Linked DNA regions of Homo sapiens: region 1 is linked to region 2. Evidence: read pairs that join two places in POLR2A ChIA-PET (ENCODE). Cell type or tissue: IMR-90. All regions are shown on one strand. Each heading gives the region's core, and the rest is flanking DNA. Links, peaks and the distances in the headings are about the cores only. Region 1 overlaps PECAM1 (platelet and endothelial cell adhesion molecule 1). Region 2 overlaps CEP95 (centrosomal protein 95).

The links. ChIA-PET counts read pairs that join two places held together with the same protein. Peaks named below come from ENCODE experiments on the same cell type or tissue, not always from the same donor. Only the 100,000 strongest peaks of a DNase experiment are listed, where the experiment ranks them.
Region 1: POLR2A ChIA-PET joins it to region 2 with 7 read pairs; 4 of 35 experiments call an interaction of 5 or more read pairs at or near these places.

Annotation. Positions count from the first base shown.
Region 1 is chr17:64,338,026-64,344,546 of GRCh38, reverse strand. PECAM1 (platelet and endothelial cell adhesion molecule 1) reads left to right here. Exons shown (of 16, transcript NM_000442.5): 14 at 2,857-2,913. Among named protein-coding and RNA genes, the nearest start is that of PECAM1, 50 kb to the left of the region's middle. In IMR-90, for the core only: no CTCF peak of the experiment used is centred there; no DNase peak of the experiment used is centred there; H3K27me3 peaks cover 561 bases.
Region 2 is chr17:64,528,701-64,535,221 of GRCh38, reverse strand. CEP95 (centrosomal protein 95) reads right to left here. Exons shown (of 20, transcript NM_138363.3): 12 at 5,795-5,934; 13 at 4,204-4,296; 14 at 3,200-3,332; 15 at 2,214-2,383; 16 at 2,031-2,105; 17 at 485-637. Among named protein-coding and RNA genes, the nearest start is that of CEP95, 25 kb to the right of the region's middle. In IMR-90, for the core only: no CTCF peak of the experiment used is centred there; a DNase peak (open chromatin) is centred at 3,171.

The DNA.
Region 1 (6,521 bases), core at 1,612-5,611, 190 kb after region 2:
GACCAAGTGGTCACTTGGGGTGGAGGAGGGGCAGGAAGGAACTCAGTAAATCCTGGTTTGCTGCATGTTTGCTCTGAGACTAATTGCTGGGAAAACCCCATGACGTTGAAGCCATCTCCTTCTCTGTTAACACAGAGAAAAACAGAAGCCAAAATAAAGCCCCATCCGGAAACATCCCTGACAGCAGAGACAAAGAGCCTGCCAGCCTGGTTTACTCATTAGCAAGCAGCTGCTGCCGTGGAGTGGGTGGGGAGGAGAGGTAGTGATGAGCTGCAACTCTGCCTGCCCACCCATCACTTAACTGGGCAGATTTGGGGGCAGCTGCAACTCTAGAAGCTCCACCAAGAAGCAGAAACCCCCAGGCCCAAACACCAAGCCCTCTCCCTCCATTTATTCCTCACCTGCCCCAGCCCCCACTGTGGGCCTGGGTCGGAGGGTGAGCTGGCCGTGACCACCCCACCATGCGCCTGGTATATGGTGTTTGATAGCATTTGTTGCAGTGTCTGCGTTGTTTGTGCACCTGTCTGCCTCGCAGCCTGGAGCTCCTGAAAGCTGGGACCAGGCCCGATCACCTTTCCTCTTCCACAGTGCGGGGTTCACACTAGGTGTCTAGGATTCTGCTGAGTGAGTGATTTGGCCAGGCCTGACATCAAGCAGAGGGTGTCTTGGGGATGTGGAGGATCCCCCAATAGGGTTGGGGATCCCTACAGCTTTCCTTGAGGCCCCCACATCTGGTGCCACAGAAAGAGAGTGAGGGGTGTGTGGGCATCTCTGCTGTCCCAGCAGTGTGGTGCCCTGGTAGCTCAGCCACTCTACTGAGTTCCAAATCCTGTTTGGTGCCCTGGGGAAGTCAGTGTAAGGCCCTAGTCACCCCAAATGCCCCAAGTTCAACTGTAGGGATCTGACCCACCCCCAGGCTTTCTCCTCACAAATGGTTCCTGACACAGGAGCCACCACCATTACTGTCACTTCAAACTTGGACAGGTGCCCCCAGGCAGCTGAGCAAGCCTAGGAATGGGACATGTCCAAGACCCCAGCTGTCACCCCATAGGAGGTCGGGGTCTGCCAGGGAGACGGACTTGGGAACAAGTCACATCGGTGTGTTGTGGACAAATGTCACCAACATGCTGTGGAGCTCAGGGGGCCCTGTAACTTCCCAGGGCACAGAGGGAGAGTGAGTGTGGGTGTGTTGGTACATGCGTGAAGCTCCACCAGGGTCGTGGGGAAATGGGGCAAGGAGAAAGGGCAGTGCTGGCTGTGGAGGAGTGTGTGTGGGGCCAGGAAGTGAGAGTGGGGTGTCCCTGGAGCATGGTGAGACAAGGGCATCTCAGTGCAGGTAGAGTCCAGGGTCACACCCCAGCCATTCACTCCGAGGAGGGAAATGCACTGACCATGGCACAGGAAGCCCCTTACCCTATCTGGGGCTTCCTTTCCCCATCTGTAAAAGGAGAACAGTGGCCCACACGACATCAGGCTCTTTTCTACAGTGAGGCTTCCTGGGCCTTTGTGCAGGTGACAGGAGCTGGGAAGTGGCCAGGTTCCATCCTGTTTCCTCAGGGTTGGTGGGTATGTATGTGTGTGCACACCCTGTGTGCATGAGTGTGTGCACACCCAGATTGCATGTTTGTACATACAGTGTGTATACAATGTGTGTAGACACATCCTACACACTGTATGAGGGTATACATAGCATGTATACACATTGTGTGCATGAGTGTGCGTGTGTATATGCTGTGTGTGTATTTTTGTATACACATCCTGTGCCCATACCCCAGTGTAAGGTAAACAGATGGCAGGAAGGGCGCCCTTGAGTCTCCTCCAGGTATACGCCACACCCTGGGTCAGTCATCATGCTGCCATATTGAGAGGGTCTAGCCCAGAGGATCTCAGCCCTGTCTGCATATTAGGGCCCCTGAGGAGATCCTAAAAAACCAGCACCAGGGACCCCCCCAGACCAATCCAACCAGAAGCTGCAGTGAGGCCCAGGAGCCAGCAGTGAAAACAGCCAGCCCAGCTGTCTATCCCTGTAAGAGTTCTCAGTCCCAGCTATTCCTAGGGTCACTGACAACCCCCAGGCTCTAACCCAGACCTCAGGATCTCGTTCTGGATCCCGGGGTCTGGGCTCTCAGGTGATTGGGAGGCCATAGCCCAACCCTGCGTTGAGGGACCTGGCAGAATGTCTGGACAAGGGTCACGGTGGCAGGGGAAGAGGAGTGGGGCCAGCAAGCTGGAGGCTGCAGGCCCTTGCTGGGGGCCTCTCCATCCGTGGCCCCTCAGGTCCAGGGTTCCTCTGGTGCATGTGGCCCTGCTCCACAATGGCCTGCTGACCTCCTATTCCCAGACTGGGAGTGACGCTCGTTAGACCAAGACCTTCTTCTTCTTCTTTTTTTTTTTTTTGAGGTGGTGTGTCACTGTGTTGCCCAGGCTGGAGTGCAGTGGCGCAATCTTGGCTCACTGCAACCTCTGCATCCTGGGTTCAAGCGATTCTCGTCCCTTAGCTCTCGAGTAACTGGGATCACAGGCACGCACCACCATGCCCGGCTAATTTTTTGAATTTTTAGTAGAGACGGGGTTTCGCCATGTTGGCCAGAATGGTCTCAACCTCCTGACCTCAAGTGATCTGCCCCCCTCACCCTCCCAAAGTGCTGGGATTACAGGTATGAGCCACCTTGCCCAGCCAGGATCTTCTAACATCAGAAATGACAAGGTCTCTGGGTGCTTCTGGACCTGGTTCTGGTGGGGTGCAGTGGTGGGGTACAGCCTTGCCTGCAGAGCCTCAGACCTTTTCCTATGACTGCAGTGGACTGACCTCGTTCCCAGAGGCAGCTACTAACTTATGCCTGGTCCTTTTTCCAGATCTAGGAAAGAAGGACACAGAGACAGTGTACAGTGAAGTCCGGAAAGCTGTCCCTGGTGAGTGAGGGTCTCCAGTGCCCCAGCCTGGGGGATGCCCCCTAGAATCACTGATGGGGCCTTGGGAGTGGGCAGAGAAAAGAAGAAGCAAAGAAGGCCAAAAAAGGGGTGCCACCTCTTACACCAGCGCTGTGGGCTTCCTCTCTCCCACCACCCTTAAAAAGTCACCTCGGGTCACATTTACTATTCATGTAGTCAACGAGCGCTTCTTGAATGCTTACTGACCCCAGCCGGTGACCCTTACCTGCTCCCCACACAGGCCCTGGTGGCTGGGGTTCCCCAAGGTCTTGGACGTCGAGTGTTTTGCTTTGGAGACCCCCAGTAGCTTCAGCCTTTCTTCTTGTTTTCTTTTTTCTCTTTTTTTTTTTTGGATATGGAGTCTCGCTCTGTCACTCAGGCTGGAGTGCAGTGGTGCAATCTCGACTCACTGCAACCTCCACTTCCCGGATTTAAGTGATTCTCCTGCCTCAGCCTCCCAAGTAGATGGGATTACAGGCGCCCGCCACCACACTCAGCTAATTTTTTTTTTTTTTTTTTGAGACAGAGTTTCGCTCTTGATGCCCAGGCTGGGGTGCAATGGAGCGATCTCGGCTCACTGCAACCTCCGCCTCCCGGTTCAAGCGATTCTCCTGCCTCAGCCTCCTGAGTAGCTGGAATTACAGGCATGTGCCACCACACCCAGCTAATTTTGTATTTTTAGTAGAGACGGGGTTTCTCCCTGTTGGTCAAGCTGGTCGCAAACTCCCAACCTCAGGTAATCCGCGCGCCTCGGCCTCCCAAAGTGCTGGGATTACAAGTGTGAGCCACCGCGCCCAGCAGCTTCAGCTTTTCTGACAGTAGACTGACTTTGGGAGTGGGTGTGGGTTTGCGGATCTGCTCTATTTCCTTTGGTTCGGCTGGCCCCACTTCGCTTCCCGTGACGACCCACTGCTTACTCATGAAAGGGCTTCCCCCAGAGCTGAGCACAGAGCTTAAGCAGACCTGGAACTGGGGGAGCTCAACAAGTCCTTTTTTTCGGTGGGGGGGTATAATAACTGTATTCAATTCTGGTGAAATGAAATACACAATGACAACTTTTAAATTCTGAAGGTAAGTCAGCAATCCGAAAGACGTAAACATTGTGGGGGAAATAGTGACTGTGTGAGTATCTCGCTTTGTACAGCAGACCTCTATTTAAGTGGGTTCTTGGAAAGGGAATCATTAAAATGGTCCAGGACATTTCTGCAAAGGGTGGCTACTCAGGCTAGGCGTGGTGGCTCATTAAGCACTCAGTAAGTGCTTTATTTATTTATTCAAAATAAATAAATAAATATAAAAGGATGACTCCTCCGAGTACAGTCGGCAAACCAGCAGCAGCAATCTCGGGCCCAGCCCAGACCCACAAAACTAGTCTCTGGAATCTGAACTTAGCCAGCTTCAGATGTTTCTGATGCTGCCAATATTTGAGAAGCACTGTTTGTGTTTTGTTTTGTTTTTTTGTTTGAAACAGAGTCTCACTCTGTCACCCAGACTGGAGTACAGCAGTGCCATCTCAGCTGACTGCAACTCCGTGCAACACCCCCCGGCCCCTAAGGCTTAAGCAATCCTCCCAAGTAGCTAGAACCACAGACACACACCACCATGCCCAGCTAAGTTTTTGTATTTTTGGTAGAGATGAGGTTTTACCATGTTGCCCAGACTGGTCTTGAATTCCTGAGCTCAAGCAATCCACCCCCTTCGGCCTCCCAAAGTGCTGGGATTACAAGCGTGAGCCACTGTGCCAGGCAAAAAGCACTGTTTTAGAAGAACCATCCAATTCTCTGAGGACCCTGCTTTTTATCTGAAATAGCGATCACTTCTTAATTCACTTTTAAAAGTTGGTATATCTACAAGAAGAATAGAAACTCAACCCTTGTGGAACTTGACCCTGAATAATTTTTGAAAAACCAATTCTCTGGGGAATTTTTAGCTCAAATACCTCATTTCACAATCTCCATATATTCAGAGCTAACAAAATGCAAATCTGACAATAAACAGCCGTTCTCTATTTGTCTAGTGTAAGGGAAAGTTATAAGTGAGGTAGGGTTCAAGGTTGCTCCCATTGTGCAGTTGTACAAAAATGCCCCTTCTACTTTCTTGGTGGTCCCTGAGAGTGTTCGCTTTCTTGGACACTGCTGAAGAGTTCACTTTCAGTTGCTTTCGTTAAGCAAAATCTCCTATTTGAGCACTTATTGTATGTGCTAAGTGGTCTAAGTACATCGTGTCTTTCAATGGGATTTGTCCATGGGATTCACCACAAATCCCATTTTACAGTTGAGGATACTAAGGCATAGAGAGGTTAAGACGCTTGCCCAAGATCACGCAGCAAGCCAGCCCCTGAGAATCGTTCCTCCCCGGAGTGGACTCCACGCTCTTGATCACTGAGGTGTACTGTCTTCGGTTTGGGAAAGTCGGGTGGTAGAAGGTGGAAGCTGCAGGGATCCTCGCTGCAGGAGGCCAGCTCCTTACCACCTCTGCCTCGAGGCCTCCAGCGAAGTCTGTGATCATCTGAGGCTACTGGTTGGAGGCCCTTTTATAGGTGGTGAGGGGCACCTTAGTGTGGATTCTAGGGAAAAACTTAACTTTTTTTCCTTTACTCTCCTAAGTGCTCTGACTGGGGCCCTGCGAATTGGACAAGCAGATTAACAAGAGGAAAACAGAGTTTATTAACATACATAACGCAAATCACACAGGAGAAACATCAATGATGAGTAACTCAAAGGGGTGGTTAGCACTTGGGGTCTATAAAGCATCTTAGGCTGATCGCAGTGGCTCACGCCTGTAATCCCAGCACTTTGGGAGGCCGAGGCGGGTGGATCACCTGAGGTCAGGAGTTGGAGACCAGCCTGGCCAATATGGTGAAACCCCGTCTCTACTAAAAATACAAAAAATTATCTAGGCATGGTGGCATGTACCTGTAACCCCAGCTCCTCGGGAGGTTGAGGCAGGAGAATTGCTTGAACCCGGGAGGCAGAGGTTGCAGTGAGCCGAGATCACGCTATTGCACTCCAGCCTGGGCAACAAGAATGAAACTCCATCTCAAAAAAATAAAAATAAATATAAATATATAAAGCTTCTTAACAAAGAGCAATAAATTTGTAGACAAATGACAAGACAAAGGAAAGATGGTTTTTGGCTTCCCAGAGTGGCAAACTGAGAAAGTCAATCAAGTGGCCACAAATATTTTATGGGGGCATTTACAGCAGGTGTGTTTTCTTAGGAGTTTCTGCTTTTAGGGCTGGGCATGGTGGTTCATGCCTGTAATCTCAGCACTTTGGAAGGCTGAGGTGAGAGAATCGCTTGAGCCCAGGAATTTGAGACCAGCTTGGGCAACACAGTGAGGCCCCATCTCTAAAAAAAAAAAAAAAAAAAAAAATTTTAAAAAATTTAAAAAACCAATATAAAAACAAAAATTAGCTGGGCATAGTGGTGCATGCCTGTAGTCCCAGCTGCTCAGGAGACTGAGACAGGAGGATCGCTTGAGCCTGGGAGGTGGAGGCTGCAGTGAACTGTGATTGTGCCACTGCCCTCCAGCCTGGGTGACAGAATGAGACTGTGGGTTCCAAAAAACTTAATTTTCTTCCTTTACT
Region 2 (6,521 bases), core at 1,114-5,113:
TTACTAAAATATTTTACAGATGAAATTTATTGCTAGCTTGGGATCTCAAAAGGTTAATCATTTCACAGCCTGATTAGGATGACATAGCAAATGTCATCCTTGTGGAAAACCCCTCACAGCACAGCTGGACACTAGTCCTGATTTTATGTGGAATGCAAGGTCATGTTATCACACTAAATTTGTCTCTCACATGTTCCCAAACCTCTAAAGTAGTTTTACTGGAGAAGTACCTGTTATGTGTAGGAGGCAGGGAGGAAGTAAGACTTCACATTAAGATGAGGGACACGGAGACTGAGAATGGACGGGAATGCACAATGGAGTAAGAAAATGAAGTGTGGCCAAGCAGAACTCAGGGCCAGCACTATAGGACTTCAGTTTAGATTTTGGATTCAAATTTGGACAAGAGTCACGAACAAAGAAGGTGGTCCTGAAAGATAACAAAGTTCACCTTCTTAACAGGGCTGGACAGAAAAGTCAGACTTACCATTTCTTCCCGGGTCCTCATTCTCATCATTTTTGCACACAACTGAACTCTATAATCATCATAATATTTTCGAGCACGAACGATTTGCTGTCGATTTTCTTTTATCTTTGATTGGGTCAACCTTTGCCTACGAATGCAGTCCTTGAAGTCTTGCTAAGAAAGGGAAAGGGGAGGGAAGAGAAGGGTAAGGACAAGAGGAATGCAGATTCCAGCGTTCTCATCTGCCTCACTCCCCATCACGATGTCTTCAGGCAGTATGTCACGTGTGGGGGGCCAGTGGCCCCAGAAGCCCTTCAGCCTTTGGCAGCTTTATCACCTCAATCTGAAGAGCAGCTCCAATAACACCCCACTGCAGCAGAGGGCAGCAGTGATCCTGGGCACTCCTGTGGAACTGAGGGCTCACTCCCCATGCCACCAGGAAGCTGCTAACAAGGCTGGCCCAGATGCCACCTCACAAGGAGTAGGAAAATGGCACACCCAGACTTTCAAGCAGAGCCTGAGCTGCCAGGAGCATTTAGGCAAAAACTAAGGAAATTAGACAGTATCTGACAAAGGAGTGAAAATAAAATGGGGTCATGTACATAAAGCCTCTTATGTAGGTGTTTCAGATACTAGTGTTTTTTCCCTCCACAGGAAAGTACCATCTGCAGTTCCTGAGATGTCTTCCTGGAACTGTTCAGTATTACAGTTCTCATGGCTTATCTCTACTCCACACTCAGGCAAAGATTTTTAAATCTCTCCCTTTGGCAGATTGTTTCTGACCTCCATCCTCTCCCTTCGTAATTCTCTAAGCACAATTCCTAGTCAAAATTATAACGGAGGCTGATAAATCCTGGAGCTCTCTACTTGGGACCTGAGAAGGATGGGAGAGGGCAAACAGCACTAAGTTCAGCTGCTTGGCACCTAGATGGGTCCATGGAGTCCACAGACAGAACTGGATTAAAATCTCAGCTGTGTCCCTTGCTTATCAGTGAGACCCAGGGCAAGTTACTTAGTATCTCAAAGCTTCAGGGTTTTCATTTCATAGAAAACATCTCTAATACATTACTATGAAGACTAACTGAAACTGTGTATATAAAGTACCTAGCTCTTCCTCCTGCCCATTTTGGGTTTGTGTGTTTTGTTGTTGTTGAGACAGGGTCTCACTCTGGCACCCAGGCTGGAGTGCAGTGGCAAGATCATAGCTCACTGCAGCCTCGCCCTCCCACGTTCAAGTGATCCTCCCACTTCAGCCTCCCAAGTAGCTGGGACCACAGGCAAATGCCACCATGCCAGGCTCATTTTTTCCACACCCATATATATATTTTTAATGACAGGGTCCCACTATGTTGCTGAGGCTGGTCTCAAGTGATCCTCTCACCTCAGCCTCCCAAAGTGCTGGGATTACAGGCATGGGCTATCAATTTTGGTTAAAGACCTAGGCAACACTTCCACATGCAGGTGTTAAGAGGTTAAGGGTCTGTGCAACTGTTGCCCAGCTAGCACAGATAAAGGGAATGAATATAACAAATTCAGAATTATAATACCCAACTTGCTCTTGACATACCAGTCTCTTGTTATGTTCATATTCTTTCTTGACAAGGGTAGTAAGGAGGTCATGCCTTCTTAGGGCTTCTTCTATCTTGAAGGGGGACATGAAGTTAAGTAGGTTAATAATGCTGTTCACTAAATTCTTAAGGATAAGCTCTTCTCATTTAAATTCCTATGCTTAAGACTGACAGTAACTTACTTCATCTTGGAGTTTCTTCTTTGATCGATTTTCTCTACATGCTTCTTTCTTAAGCTGTTCAACCTGTGCAATTTGCTGTTTCCACATTTTGCTTAGTGTTGGGCCAGAAACATAAAGAAACGGAAACTGCTCCAGCATAAGGGGCAGGAGACTGTGTTCACTTACTTTCACTGCAAGGTAAAATAAGATGTTCTTAATCTGAGACGTGGACAAGAACTGTCATCCAACATCCCTGGTAGATCAAAGCTTATGTAAGTGATGTGGTTTTGATCCTGAAAAGAACAATTCTAAATGTACTTATAATAATTTGCATTACTCCTCTGATTGGAGTAAGCCAACTACTGGTAAGGATAAAAATAAGCTCAATAGTTCTGGATTGATGCCATGCTGGTCCTGGGAAGTCCATCCTAATTGCTCAGCCGCTTCAGTGCCTGTGGGTAGATTCTCTACGTACGGTAAAACAAGACTCCTCAACCTTCCCGGTAGGCAAGTGCTTAGAAGAAAAAGTTTCTGGTCTAAAGGATAGAGTAGGAGGGCCAGCAGTCTTTGGGTGTAACAGGAAGCCTGGCATTTCTCATGACTTTGTTTCTTGTAACAAGACTCTACACTCATTGGCACTGTCAATATATAGGAGGTGGACAGGCCATCTGCTTGCCTTGGAGCATCCCTTTCATTCTACCAACCTCCCAGAAATAGACAAAAAGGCAGTCAAAGTGAGTAAGCACACGAGTGAGGCTAACGCTGGAGCAGCAGGTGGCAGTCCTGGCATTCCTTGGGTGCCAATATATAGGCCTCCCTGAAGTACTTCCTTATTGAAGAGTTTTAGCCCTCTACGGAAAACCAGCCACATGGCAGTGATTGGGAAAAAAAAAAAACTTTCTTCGGCTAACTGGTGGATGTTAGCTTTCAGTGCTGTGTCCTTGGAATGTTGCACATGCTTTCAAAGGTTGCCAGTTTTCCATAAAGTACAATTCTGTGGTTCTTACTTGGAACTGCTTTATTTGGCTTTGGGAGGCCACCTCTTAGACTCTGCGTTGTGGTTTTTCTAGAGTAAATCTTCCAGGGCTGACTACATTCTGGAGTTCCTTTACGAACAGCTTCTCCTCTGTATATTTTTTCCTTAGAAGCAGATATAAAACAGAATAAAAATAAAAGGTCTAACAGTTCTTTCATACATCATCTTAAATATTACATACTGACAAAAACAGCTAACGGTAGTTTTTTAGTTTTTTAGCTAACAGTAAGCCAAACCACCTTACTTCAAATTTGTAAAATCTGGTTAATATTCATTTACTCTAAGTTAAATGCACCTTTTGGCCTCTGGCATCCCTTGGAATTTGAAAAAGCACTGAATCTTTTTCAAGTTTCAGTCACCATAGTCCCACACCCTAAATACAACCACTATTAATCTTTTTTTTAACCATTAATGTTTCAATGTACTTCTCTTTTTCCATGTAGATTTAAAAAATTCTCAGGCAACTATGCAGTATGCTTAGTTGTAACCATACTGTACTTTATATCCTGTTTTGTTCATGAATATTTTAGCATAAGCATTTTCCCCATGATTTCACTTAGTTTCTGTAACCATTCTTTTGAAAGGCAATGAAAACTTCTGTTTTGGGTTTCTTACAACCAGGTCTATAGCCAACTAGGATGTTCTGTCTTCTCTTACTCTTCTTTAATTTTGTCAGCCTAGAGTAGTTTTTAAGCCCCTGGTGAACTGCTAAGTCAAATAAACCCTTAAAAACTGATGGGAAGTTTTAAGTAGCGGAAAAACACTACTTTTCTTTGGAACCATGTCTCGTCATATTTTAGCAACCTGAATGCCTTATTAATAAGCAAGTCCTGTATCATGACATGAAATCCTGCCTTTTCCTAAAGAGCTCATGATTAAGGCCCTGTTGGCCCCTTCTTCTTTTAAAAAGATCATCTTTGTACTTCCCACTCATCTGATCAAATGGCATTTATTACAGTGGAGACTTTTACCCACTGTTTCCTCCTCCTTCTCATGTATTCTTAGAGGTCCAATATTCTCTTGAACTTTATGTCTTCTTAGTTCCCTTTCAAATGCTTCAGTAAACGCCTAAAGGGGAAAAGGTCATATATTACAGTTATTAAAAACATACACAACGGGCAGCACCATGGCTTAGCTGGTTAAAGCACCTGTCTAGTAAACAGGAGATCCTGAGTTTCAATTCCAATGGTGCCTCAACCGAGCATCCAAGCTCTTAGCCGCGTGCGGTGAGGATGAGACAGGTGGATCACCTGAGGTCAGGAGTTCAAGACCAGCCTGACCAACATGGAGAAACCCCATCTCTACTAAAAATACAAAATTAGCTGGGCGTGGTGGCACATGCCTGTAATCCCAGCTATTCGGGAGGCTGAGGCAGGAGAATCGCTTGAACCCGGGAAACGGAGGTTGAGGTAAGCCAAGATTATGCCATTGCACTCCAGCCTGGGCGGCAAGAGTGAATCTCCACCTTGAGAAAAAAAAAAAAAAAATACAAAAGAGGAAAAAAATTCACCTAGGATACCTGCCACCCCTAAAATATCAAGCTCATTCACTTTTTAAAAAAATTCCTTTCAGACTCTATATCACAAATGTATGGTTTTCTTGTTTTGTTTTTTGAGACAGTCGCACTCTCGCCCAGGCTGGAGGCAGTGGCACAAACTCAGCTCACTGCAACCTCCACTTCCCGAGTTCAAGTGATTCTCCTGCCTCAGCCTCCTGAGTAGCTGGGACTACAGGTGTGCACTGCCATGCCTGGCTAATTTTTGTATTTTTAGTAGAGATGGGGTTTCAACATGTTGGCCAGGCTGGTCTCGAACTCCCGACCTCAGGTGATCCACCTGTCTCACCCTCCCAAAGTGCAGGGCCACTGCACCTGCCTCACAAATCTCTACATTACTTTAACATATATAATTGGGACATAAAATGAAATTTTACATCATGCGTTTTTTCTGTTCTCAAGTTTTTGCAATCATTTTGATACTCTCCTGAGTGGAAGTTACATGCTGAGTTACAAATGAGTGTAAGATGTCTGAATTGGTTTTAGTTTTTCACCATTATAAATCCTACCGCATTATAAAACCTACTACTGCAAATAAGTGTTCTAAATCCATGCTACATTTCAAAATCCACATTCCACAGTGGAAAGTCTTCCTAGGTAATCATACCAATCTCCCTGTTGTTGAATCCCAACCACCTCCTCTCATTCCTGTCTTGGGTACTTGATCTCATCTTCTCTGTAACTCAAGTGGCCTTTCACGTTTAATCCACCTCAAATTCCCTTCATCTCTGAAGCTCACTCTGAAAATAACAACTCACACTGATCTCCTCTTTCTTAATCTACTGGAACACCAAGCTATGTCCAGCCAGGTTATTTTTTTTAAGAGTTTCATGAGTATAATTTTATGCTAACAAAGACATAAGCTATGTCACATAGCTCTCTATCATCCACTCCGCTCAAGAATATTAAATGTATTTTAAGCCTAAATCAACAGCATGTTCATGGTAGCATCTGGCTGAGGGGAAATGGTACTGGCTGCTGCTTAATGGTAGTCAAGAGATGGGGAAGAACCTGTGCTTGGAATTGGCGGACATCTGTTTCTCTTGGCTTGCGCTGCCTTTTTCTCTCCAAGTGGAACTGTTTGTGTTTGTTAACTGGAGATGGAGAGAGCGAATGGGATCTGTAGGGTGGCTTTCTACGCATGGAAAGTCCTGCAACAGAGAAAAGACATATAACATTAGTTCCTGATAGCCAGAATGTTATGCTGGAAACCAAAGTTGGTTTTCACTAAATCCAAAGAGACTGATGAGTGAATGTGCTAAAGGGACTCTCTCCTGTAACTAACTTGAATTGGTATGGTAACACCAAGTAAACAGACAAATGCATACAAATGTGTACTGTCTCAAATACTTAGCTTCTACATTCAACTTTGGATATTCAACATGTGGAATGCCTCCTATGCACAAAGGACTATGGAGAGTGCTCTTGGTGATAGGGGGAGATGCAAAGAGAGAAAAGGTAAATTATCTGAGCCACGCATCTGCTATCCTTTTACCTATCTGGGTCCTGAGAAGGTGGGATGTAAGCATACATATCTATCTTATTATATATGCTTATAGGCAAAGTTAATGTGTTAAGCATTGTCTAAGTGGTCTCAATTTTTCCCTACTTAGCAATCTAGCCCTCCTAATTGCACACTGCCAAAGAGATCTAATAAACCATTTCCTTCTACAAACCTTTTTATCCCATTGTCTATAGGTGTGTCTGGGGATCTGCTAGTTGTGAAGAGGGTGACTCC